Linked DNA regions of Homo sapiens: region 2 is linked to region 1. The links are chromatin loops, found by intact Hi-C in ENCODE. Cell type or tissue: B cell. All regions are shown on one strand. Links, peaks and the distances in the headings refer to the core of each region. The heading gives the core; the rest is flanking DNA.

Evidence for each region. A loop is a pair of places that touch in the nucleus more often than their neighbours do. Peaks named below come from ENCODE experiments on the same cell type or tissue, not always from the same donor. Only the 100,000 strongest peaks of a DNase experiment are listed, where the experiment ranks them.
Region 2: a loop joins it to region 1, with 2.3 times the contacts of the local background. A loop is called at or near these places in 2 of 110 quality-filtered maps.

The regions. Positions count from the first base shown.
Region 1 is chr5:89,299,977-89,305,730 of GRCh38, forward strand. All of the region lies in intron 7 of MEF2C-AS1 (MEF2C antisense RNA 1), which reads left to right. Among named protein-coding and RNA genes, the nearest start is that of LINC02161, 280 kb to the right of the region's middle. In B cell, for the core only: no CTCF peak of the experiment used is centred there; DNase peaks (open chromatin) are centred at 655, 1,825, 1,885 and 3,225; H3K4me3 peaks cover 1,745 bases; H3K27ac peaks cover 3,287 bases.
Region 2 is chr5:89,441,483-89,447,236 of GRCh38, forward strand. The region is part of intron 8 of MEF2C-AS1 (MEF2C antisense RNA 1); the gene reads left to right. Among named protein-coding and RNA genes, the nearest start is that of LINC02161, 140 kb to the right of the region's middle. In B cell, for the core only: no CTCF peak of the experiment used is centred there; DNase peaks (open chromatin) are centred at 609, 2,386 and 2,889; H3K4me3 peaks cover 2,597 bases; H3K27ac peaks cover 5,000 bases.

The DNA of each region.
Region 1 (5,754 bases), core at 470-5,469:
ACCTCAAAACAAATTTGATCAGTCAACCGTTCAACTTATTTCTTCATCAAACAAATATTTAATAAGCACCTACTCTGTGCCAGATTCTGCACTAGGCACTTGCAATATAGAAAGAACAAGAAAATGTTTCCTTCTCTTATAAGGATGACAATTCAGCAGGGAATACAGATGACATGTAGTAAGCAAATATGTACAAAAATAACTAAATACATTTATCATATGTGGTTAAAAATTATGGTAGATGTGTCACACTTAGTCGACACTTAAAAATGTCTACTTGTAATATGTGTTCATGTATGTACATCTCTGTGTATATACATAAAGGATAGATATAGATGGACAATATAATGTGTATACTTTACAAAATTCTGATATATAACTATACACTTATGGTGGTGAGTGCTCAAGCAATTTAGCAATAGAAGAGCACTCTAGGAGACATGGAAAACACTGGTCTTCAGAATAAGGTGTGAGGTCCTCAGTGTAATAGCCGAGGCCTTTGTTATCTGGCTCCAATCCATTTTCTCCCATTACTGCTCCACCTACTCAAATAGAATTGATCTCCTGGATCTCCCTTATTCCCATCCTGTATTTATACCCTACCCTTATATGGTCTTGTTCTTTTTGTTCTCTCTGCCTGAGACTTCCTCTTTTATTTCTGCCTACCAAACAATGCCCTATTTTGAACTATTGCCTGACTAAAATCTTTATCAGCTCATTCAACTCCGTGAGTTCTTCACTGATCATTCAGCTAACAGTGATGCCCCTTGCTCTAAATCCCATAGGAATTAATCACATTTGTGGCTTATATCATATGTTATATTTAAATTACTTGATTTTATGGTTTATACACTCATTCAGTAAATATGTAATAGGTGCCTCATGTGGGCCAGCAAGTAGCAAATATATCTTTGCTGCAAATAAGCTTACACTTTTTCTCTTTGGTGAAATTTTGTTTCTGAAGAATAAGGTTATATTTATGTACCTTTGCAGTTATATTCAGAACAGACAAGATGTCTTGAATTTAATAGTTGCTGAATAAAAATTGGTGAATGTGTAAAGTGATTTCATTTAGCTGTTGGTGAATACATGTAGTGCTTTAGAATGTAAGAAGAGATTATACTAAAAGCTGCCATATTTTTCATCCTTATAAGCAACTATACCTCTTCCTACTATTTTCTATATGTAACATAAGCCTAGATTAAAACTACTGAAGATTTTACCTTTTGAAATATATGCTGAGTTAATCTTCACATATCTGCAAATTTCATATGGAGAATTATGAGAATAAATTAAAGCACATTGACATGTATTTTTTGAAAGAAAGATATTACTATTTTACTTTGCATTATATAAATAAATATGGCAAAAGTTTTTTGGGAAAGCTTCAGTATTTCAATAGCCCAGTTCACCGCTTTATGATCTGTCTGTATACACAGTGGTTCAGTTATTCCTCCATCGAAGCTGATTCCAATGAATGCCCTATAGAAAGAAGAAAGAAGAAAGAATAGAAAGGAGAAGTAGATATTTCAAATTTTGCTTAACTCTGCTGGCAGTTTTCCATGATGTCAGCCGTATTTTCTTTTTGCTCCAATGCAGGAGTTCATGGGGCTTATTTCTATGTTTCTTTAAACCTGTTCTCAAGCCATGATGCTGAAGATCCCCCCAAATACATGGCGGACCTCATTCGAGTTGTAAAGCAAATTTTTCAAAACAGGATTTTATATCTTTATTTTTCTTTGCAGTTGATGTGGCTCTGAGTTGCGTTCTGACTGAGCTCCTGAAAAACAGTACTGAGAAGCTGTCTATAAATAAGTAGTTTTGTTTACAGGAACTTACTGGGGAACTGGACTTGTACCACCTGCCATTTGGCCAATGTTGAGAAGTGAGAGGAAGGGGTTTCAGATAATTCAAATCAGCCAATCTACCTCAATGGAGGCTACCTTCTTTTTCTTATTGTTCTAAACTAGGTGTACATACCTTTTCCTAACTAATACACCTTAGATTAGAGCTATCAAGCAATGTTCTTTTACTTTCTCCTATTATACCTGGCCCTCTCTTCTTACAAGCTTTCTAAGAATGTATTTCCTTTGCCTATTGTGTCAACTAAAAGAGAATTGGGTAGGATGAAAAGAACTACATGAAAATAAACTGCCTAGATTTATGAAAATAAATATATGCAAAGTTTTACACTTACCCAAAATTCTTAATTTAAGCCAGCTAAGAAACTTCAATTCTGTGGGCTAGTGGCAAACTGGAGTCCATATGGAGTTTCTCAATTGGTCTTTCGAGTAGGTGGAATATAAATATCATGACAGCATTTCTGTCATGTCCCTTCCGTGGTCAGAGATGCTGTCTTTTCTATCTTGTTGGCCCAATGAATGGCGTGTCATGACAGAAATCATTAGTGAATTTTGTTTAATGAGGTAGCCACTCAGCTGATAAGTAACTAAAGCCAGACACTTGTTTCCTGAGATGGGTTTTGTATAAACCTAAAATGCCATTAGAAGAGGGAGGCAATTCTATTACTAATTTAAGGCTCACTTAAAGCTTGCTATTAAGGCAAATAAGAAATGAGTAGGCAAAGTTTTCTGTACATTCTGTAAAACATAAAGTAATATGAGGTAATTGGAAGATAGTCTGAAAAAAAAGCCTATCATTCTCTCCAAAATTTTACCCATTTCACCCACACTTACCAGTGTCATAGCCCACGCTGACTCCGATGGCTGAGAACATCTGTAAGATGAAGAACTAGTACTGTATTCTGAGTCACATATCCTATTTTTATTTTAAAGCCTATTTAGAGCTTGGCTACTATTAGGCTTGTCCTAATTTTCCTCAGTTACTGTGATTTTGATTACTTGCAAAATATACACTAATAGAGACTGTTTTTAGTGGATGCCTAGGATTAGAGAAATAAAGATAAGTTAGCTTGTAAGTCAAAAATTTAAATAGACTTAAAAATATAGGAAAAGACAATTGTATTTTGTTTCTTAAATGCCAAATATAATTATTAAGAAATTTTCAGAAGATGTCATCTATTAATACAAACAACAGAAGAATTGAACTGAAGATCTAGCCACTGCTCTGCTCATCACTCTGTTTTCATTAGCAATTATAAGGAAGTAGATCCAGAACTAGAGATGCATGATAACAAGACATTGGTGCAGTAACCAGTACTTTCAGACATCACCACAAAAACAAAAACTCAGTATTTCACAACCCTGTTGCATTGGCAATGTCACAATGCTACCTCGGGCAAGGATGTTGTCTCTTTTTGGGGTAAAATAGAGTTCCTTTTTCCCTCCCACAACCTTCTCCTGTAAATCACTTTTCTTAAAGGACAAACCTAAAGTTTCTTGGTTTCAAAATCACACTCATCATGGTGAGGGAAATCCGGCTCATGCCAATTAGAAAGTCAGCTTAATGTGTTTGCTTAGCTACGGAGAGTGATTAAGGGCACCGTTCCCTGGCAAACTACTTGTGGGTTCAAATATAAAAAGCCTTAAAAACACAATCCTAAGTGGTTTACTAATAACACAATTTACATCACTCTTGTATATTTTCAAAAAAAGAACATTACACCATAGTTTAAAATTTTAGAAAATGTATTAAGCCCACGGTGCTGTCATTGTATTCACTGAGGATGGCAAATTTCATCACACAGCCTCTCCTTGTCAATATATGCTTCTTGCCCTAATCATTATAAAACTCTTTTGGGGCCCCCCTTTCTCACCTAACAAATGCTAAGTGAAATGGAGAATTAATACATTTAGAAATTTAATTGAGGTTAAAAGACATCCTAAAACATACTCCAGACTTTCACCTTGAATATTTAGTGGGTTTTGTTTTTACACTTGAATTAAATAGGTAATAGTTTAAGTGCAGCTCCAATGAAGTGAAAGGCCAAAAAAAGTGGTCATTTTTCATTTCTGGCTACGAATATAATTCTATAGGAAATTTCTACTAGCCATGATGCTTATAAAATTAAAATACAATGGAATATACACAAATGGCCAGCATCTGGGATTGTAATCTGCACCTTCGTGGGGTGGTGAAGGCTGCAAAGATCATGAGAGGAGGAGAAGAATTTAGGGCTTCCTATCATCAATTCAGGCAGTAAGTCCTGAGCAGTAACTCTGGAAAGTCACTGCCATAGAATCACCGTGGTAATAATGTGTCTTGTTTTGGGCAAACTTGTCAACTTATGAAGAGAAAAGAGAAGTCTATAAAGGGCTGGCAATTTAACTTTAATATTCAACAAATGGCAAGCTGCAAATATGAAGAGAATCTTCCTTGTTTTCTTGTTTTTCCAATTGTGTTTATATATTGATGATAATATCAACATAACATTCATTTTATAATGTAAAGCATTATGTCATAAATATTACATATATGGTACTAGCGATATATTTTCAAAAGTTTCCCTTTAAAAAGAACTATGATTCTTATAATATGTTAAAAAATAAAGAACAGGCTACAGATATATCCAGGACACATTGCAGTATCAAAGATTTCAATCTAATGAAAATTTTTTGTTTATCTTGCTTCATTACATTCTCTAAGAATTTAATTTCCAAAGAAAGGAACAACTATTAAGATTTTTAGACTTTTAATGAAATTATTGTTGATTTACCTGCGTTGGGATAAACCATACGACAGAAGAATAGAGAAACAGATAATTATGGGGAGGTTCCTTTATGTTTGAAAAAAATTCATTCCTTAACAGATAGCAGAATGAAAGCATTTTCTTTGCTCTGGCATGTTTTCCAGGAATTCTACTAGTGCATGTGGAGAGAAACATGGCTGCTGCATGGAGTCATAAACCTCAGAGGAAGCTGAGAATGAGATGAAATGTATATGTAACCCTTGTGTATGGCAAGTTTGGCAAGAAAGAAAAAGCATACTTGGCAGATTAAGATAAGGTTTCTCTCTGTTTACTGATATAGTCTCAGGTTTGCATTGTGTGATGAATAATAGGTTGGGGGAAGATATCCTTTGTTTATTCATTCATTTCATCAACAAATATTTAATGAGTACCTACTATATGCCATGCCACAAAGAGTATAAACCTAGAGACAGAATGTTGAGTCACATAGACAGTGCTCCTGATACAATTATTTGAACTGAGTTAACAATACTTCAAGGTTCCATGTCTAATTTACTGGCTAGGTTCTCAACAAAATTTCTGGATAAGTTATTTGGCAATAGATGAACTTCAAATGAATCTCTTATCTTCATTATCACACAGAATGAGTTGTCTGGAATATTGGAAATTCACTGTGCTGTCCAAATTTTCTAAAGCTATACTTTGTGAAATCCCCAAACAATATGGATACATACTTGTCTCGTTCTGCTCTTTGCACCTACAATTGATACATTAAGTGTGCTATTTGCTACTTGTTTAAAGATTTGTGCATGTGTGGACTTTTTTGTGTATTAACCACAAGTAATGTTTTAAATTGCTATTGAGAAATAATGTGAGAAAAATATCTCACGTAGAACCTCATGCAGAGAAAATGTTCAATAAATGATTTTTTCCAATGATTAAACTATACTATTTATACATTTTTCTAAATGTACAAATAGTACATTTGTAGTGTGAACTACAAATAAATATAGTGTGAACATCAAGGACGAGGAACCAAGGGAGGAGTGATTTGTGAGTAGTCATCTGAGGTCATCTAGGGAGACCACTGCCCATATCAAGAAATTCTACTTCAAGAGAAAGTCAGCATTTAGGTGTTTGTCTTG
Region 2 (5,754 bases), core at 449-5,448, 140 kb after region 1:
ACAATAAACTAAAAAGTGCCGAGGAGAACTTTATTAAGGGAGCAAAAATATATAAGAAATGGCTCTACATTTTGGACAGCTGCATTTGACTTATATACTATTTAAGGAGGTTTGAACTGATTCTCAGAACTAAATGTGTATATTCCCTGGTCTTTTTTTCCACACCCTTTTCTTTTCTTACTTTTTAAAGTGGCTTGATGTATTAGAGATGAAGCAGGTCCTTGACTCCTACCCATTTATCCAATATTTGGAAAAATCTGAGTTAGAACTATAATTTATTCTCTCTCTGTCAGCCAAAATGAGACCATAAATATAAGGGCATTTTATCTACTGTCTATAGAGTCTGCTGCTTTGATCCTGCCTCCTTCTCCAATCAAATTCCGGAAATATTTCTAATTGTAGCCTTATGATTCTCAGAGGGTGCTGTGCTTTTTATTTTCAAACTTATATAAAATCTTTTGGTATTTTTCCTCTCATGTTTATAATTTTGACTTTGATTTTTGCATTCACATTTTCTGAATTTTACAGTAAGACCTTTTTACCATACCTTGTTCCTCTTTTAAGGTTTGTTGCAAAATTCTAATTAACAGATTGAACAACAAAAGAACCCACTGAACACCCACTAGATTTTTTTTGAAGGAGGGGAAACATTCTATAAAAAACACTGAACACTTTAAGACACACACTGATGAACACCTACTTCTTAATGAAATTCATCACCACCTAAATTCAGTTCCTTCTTTCCCACATCATTGCTTCAAACCCCTACACACAAACACCCTTGTAAGACCAGTTTTAATAAGCATATACACCATAATATATATTTTCAAAAAAGCATTTGTAAAACTGTAAATCTTGATTTGTATTTCACATAGATAATAATTTCTTCAATGTTTGACTTCCATTCTGTTGTGTCAACGAGATGATTTACTCTGTTTGTGCCATCATAATTCAAAGATCATTTTTAAAATTATTATTTTTTCTTAAAATTGAAAAGATATAATTTACCAAATTTTTTTGTTGTAGATGTTTTTAAGAAACAGATTTTTAAAAGCAAATTAGTAATGAAGAGAGGGAAGCTGAAAGCATACTAAAGAAAGATTTATGATGGTCAATAGAGAAGAGCAATGTTGAGTAGAGATTTTTTGTTTCACATAAAATATATGAAAGGTAGTGTGCAGCCATTTTGTAGCTTAAGTCCTAGAAGACATCATTTTGGGTTATACTTAGTATAGGTGTAAGCATATATAGTATAGGTGAAAGAATGAAGAAACACTTGCTTATACATACTTTCTTAAGTTTCAAGGGGAAAAAAAAGCCTAACAATTTTACATATGCAAGGTTTAGTCCATAAAGAGAATAGGAATATCTTATCTTTTATTCAGCTAACAGGTTTTAGCAGTTTTCTGAATACTTATGAGTAGCTCAGAAATTCATATAAGTTCATGTAATTCACACAGCATCTGTTGTGAAAAAAATAAAGTGATAATTTACATCCAATTAAAATATTTTTCATTAGATAAAATGCTTTAATAAACCAACAAATTTATGTAAGAAAACATTATTCATTGAGAATAAAACAAATCTTTCTACAGAGTATGCAAAAAGTCCAAGATTGGTCAGCTAGAAAAGGTGTGAGTCAGTCATTTATGTAAAATTTTAATACGTTGAGTACTTTTTTAAAAAAACTGTGTGTCCTTATTGTCTTCCAATTTGTATAAGTTATTTAAAAGCATATTTGCTCATTGGATGCATTCTTATTAAACTGCTAAAACAGTATATCTATCAAACCCCTTGTATCTACTATAGAAGTAGAAATTTCAGGAATGCTTCTTACACACAATCACCTTTCTGTCTTTTAAAAGCTTGCCAATTGTGCTACATAGGAATATATGCAAGCATAGTTTAAAAACAAGTTAAAAGTTTTTTTTTTCATTTCTTTTTCTGATATAAGGATTCTTTACCTTTAAAAATAGGCTTATATTCAATTTGGCAGGAAATTATGCAAATACATTCTGTAAGGGCAGATTCCAATGGTACAACATGAAATAAACTTAAGAAAAAGGGGGAGTCAAGCAAAGAGAAAGTTGGTGGGTCTTGCTATTTTTTTATACTTTAAATATTTTTAGGCCTCTTCACCACTGCTGTTGGGTCATTTCTCTTAGCTATACTAAAGAGCCTTTGTCAGTCTGGAGGAGGCAGCCATGTGTCCATGAATGCTTATTTAGTACGGTGAGGACAGATGGCCTGGAATTGCTGAAGAAGACCTTAAGATATATTTAAAAGAGGAAAGGGAAAGAAACAATAAGGGAGGAAATAAATTAGAGAAGAGGCAAATGTGTGGCAAAGAAAAGTACACACACACATAAACACACACACATGCAAGCCACATGCACACAAATGCAGACAGACTATAAAGTGGTAAGTAGGACCTGTTTTTTTATAGATTTGTCTTTTCTGTAGAAATTTTGGTTTATATTATTGTTGATTTGTTGTCTTTTTAGCAGAAATCTGACAATAACCATCACCACCGTTCTGAGCTTAATCTGTTCATTGATGTGTAGTATACCTTTTATTTTATAGTATCCAAACTTGAAATGTGGATTTTGAATTGTAAAAGCTTGGGGGTTTTACTTAAATAAATATGAGTTAAATTGAAATCCCTGACAGCCTAAGAGTCAATGCTTTAACATAATTTATGTTAGAGTATATCATAATTAATCTTGCTTAGCATTTCCACCCCCACCCTCCCCCCGCCGTTTCCTGTTATTTTAAGAAAATATACACACTATTGCCCAATCAAAACCTCATACAGGAATATGTTATGTACATTGAGAAGGGAAGAGGAAGCGAGGGTGGGGAATGGATGGGCATGGGGACATGTGTTTTCAAATATAAAGATGTGAGATGTTGTGAGATGACAAAAGTAACATTAGTGGATTTTTATTATGTATTTTTTCTTTTCAAGTTATCATATTAACATCTTCCTGTTTTCTTCAGATTTATTCCATTTCAACCATGGTATGACTCTGGCAGGTAACAGAGGACTATTGCTTCAATTGGCAGGTTTTCTACTGCTCATAAAACAAATATTAGATTCCAAATTTCTTCTTATTGCCTTCTGAGTTGTCATGGTTATCGAATGACACTTTCTCTAAATTCTCTCTTTTGTGACTGTTTTCTATGCTTTGTAAAAACAGAATGCTTGAAAAAAAAAACATGAAGTTTGAGTGCTAGAAGAAGCAAAAGCAGCAAGAAACACAAGAGTAAGAAGGAAAGAAACATTTTGTTAACCACAACTTGAAATTAAAAAGATTTTATCCAGAAGCATTAAATGTCACTAAGTACAATAAGGCTAAAAAATACCTGCTTTATATAATGGTTGTCTATACAAACCCTTGGTTACTTGCTGCCTGCCTAGTAAGTTACTCTTGCATTGTGGTTAGAGCTCTTCTGCAACAACCCTAACCCCCCATATCCCCACCAACCTCCACCACCACCAATGAAAAGGCAGCCAGAATGCTGGATCATTCTGAAGTAAATATAAGAAATTTTTTTTTGATAAAGCACCTTTAAAAATAGAATAGCAAGAAGATTCATAAACAGAGCATCTGAAAATGTACAATACTTTTGTCTTACAAAAACATCTGTTGCTCAGATGAGTATTTTGAGCATTGAGTGCTTTAGATTACCCCTCAGAAGGTGTGTTGGGTGGTGGCTCTCTGTGGACTTGGCTTCAGGGAGGTCAGCCTGACTCCTTGGCCTGTTGGCTCAGCAATTTCCCAGTGGTCAGCCAGTCTTACCATAATCACATGCTGGCGCCCCAAGCCTGTTTCTTAACTGTACTCTGTGCCTTCTAATGAAAGCATCCCAAAATATCCCCAACCGCTCAAATTCTGGGGCAGCCGTGACCTCAGACTGGACTGCTGGACATACATTTGCTCAGACAGAATGGTTGATAAAAATCTCCCTGTGGTAATGACTGAAATGCTTGCTCTCTCTTCGCTAGTTTTTGTCACTTCATAGCTTATGATTCCATACATGATTTCGAGTCTTTGACATGCAGCTGACTAGGAAGCTCTAACCCAACACACAGCACCACAGTTTCATGAAAGTTTGAGCCATTAGTGATAAAGAAACAAAGAAAAACTAACTGTAAAGTAACTTTTTGTGTGTAAAGCAACAAATACAACAATAACAGCAATAAAAGGTAACCTATGAAACTTAAAACAGATAAGTCACTTGAAAGTTTTTTGAAAAATGTTGTTTACTCTTCCCTGCAAATAGAAAATATTATGACTATTTTTAAGTAGCATTCCCAATTTAATTTATGGAGGACATACACCAAAGTGGCTGTGGATAAACAAGTGATACTGGACTTCATTACAGTCTTTTTGGTGAGACTTCAGAAGTTTTGAGGATAATAAAACCAAATGAGAAGGGGTCACTTCTCATGAAAATTTCAACTCCATTAGCAGGCAAGCGAAAAGGAGCTGTATCTGAACCCAACAGGTGTTCCTCAGGGTACTTCTCAAGCTTTTGTGTTATCAAATAAGGTAACAGTGTCTTTCCAATGTGGTTTGAACAGAAACAATATTTTCATAGCTTGTTAAGGAAATGAGCAAAAAATAAAACTTAAAGAAAAAACAGAGACATTTATATTGTTATCTCGCCATGTTTTATGTGTATTTTGAAAGTTTTGAAGCTTCTTTTCAGAAGAATGCTTATAGATATATAGCACAATTCACACAACTTGATTCTTACATTAGCTAGAGCTTGTGTTTGAACTAGCCTCTTGGTATTAAATCTTTTATTTTCTTCAATGAAAAAGAATTAGTTGTTAAAAAAGGGTGACACAAAATATACTGACATGGCTTTGTTCAACCACAATACATTATCATTTTTATGATAGTGACTTTCTCCCTAAAAATATGCTTCGTAAATGTGATTGAATGAGAAGGGGAAAAAATCTTTTATTATCTCATCCCTGGAAAGCTTCATTGCCTAAGCTACACTTACTTGCTCCTAAGTATTACAGTATTGAAACAGGTTAGTATGTTGTATAGCAAGTAACTAACGAGACACTAATAGGGATTCCCCCCATGCAGTTAAATACAGCTTGGCAAAAATAATTCCTCTATTATTTATATAAAAGAATATTAAAGCCCCCAAATCTGATTTGGTCTTTCAATAACTAACTCATTTCCTTATAATAAGATTCAGAGTTCAAATTTATGTATGTCACTTTCCTGAGTCTGTTTTCTAAATGTAAGAAAATATATTTATATATAGTATGCAAATATATATATGATAAATACTAATGATAGATATTATACATTTACCATTATCTATATAATGATAGGCCACTTCTTATAACAAGGAAAAAATGTACAAATTCAGTTTAGCCTAGGAATTCTCTGGGTCTTTGGCTACTATCTTCTTGTTTTTCTTTCTCCTCTGGGGGAGAGTAATAAGACAGGCCTGATAAGACTCACAAGTAGTGTTGAAAACAAGTAAAAGTCAATTTACTTCACTAATTTTTGACATGCTGCTTTCTTTTACTGCAGAACGCTAACTCTTTTTTTCTTTTCAGAATCAGTCAATTTTTTTTTTTTTGCAATCTATTTTTTCCCTTAGAAAGTAACCCCTTGTGTCCTACCTTAGGCTCCTCACTGAATGATCTCTTTTTCTTCTAATTATATTTCTTCACCTTGGGAGGGACTCACACTGCTTCAGGATAAGCAACCCAGCAGA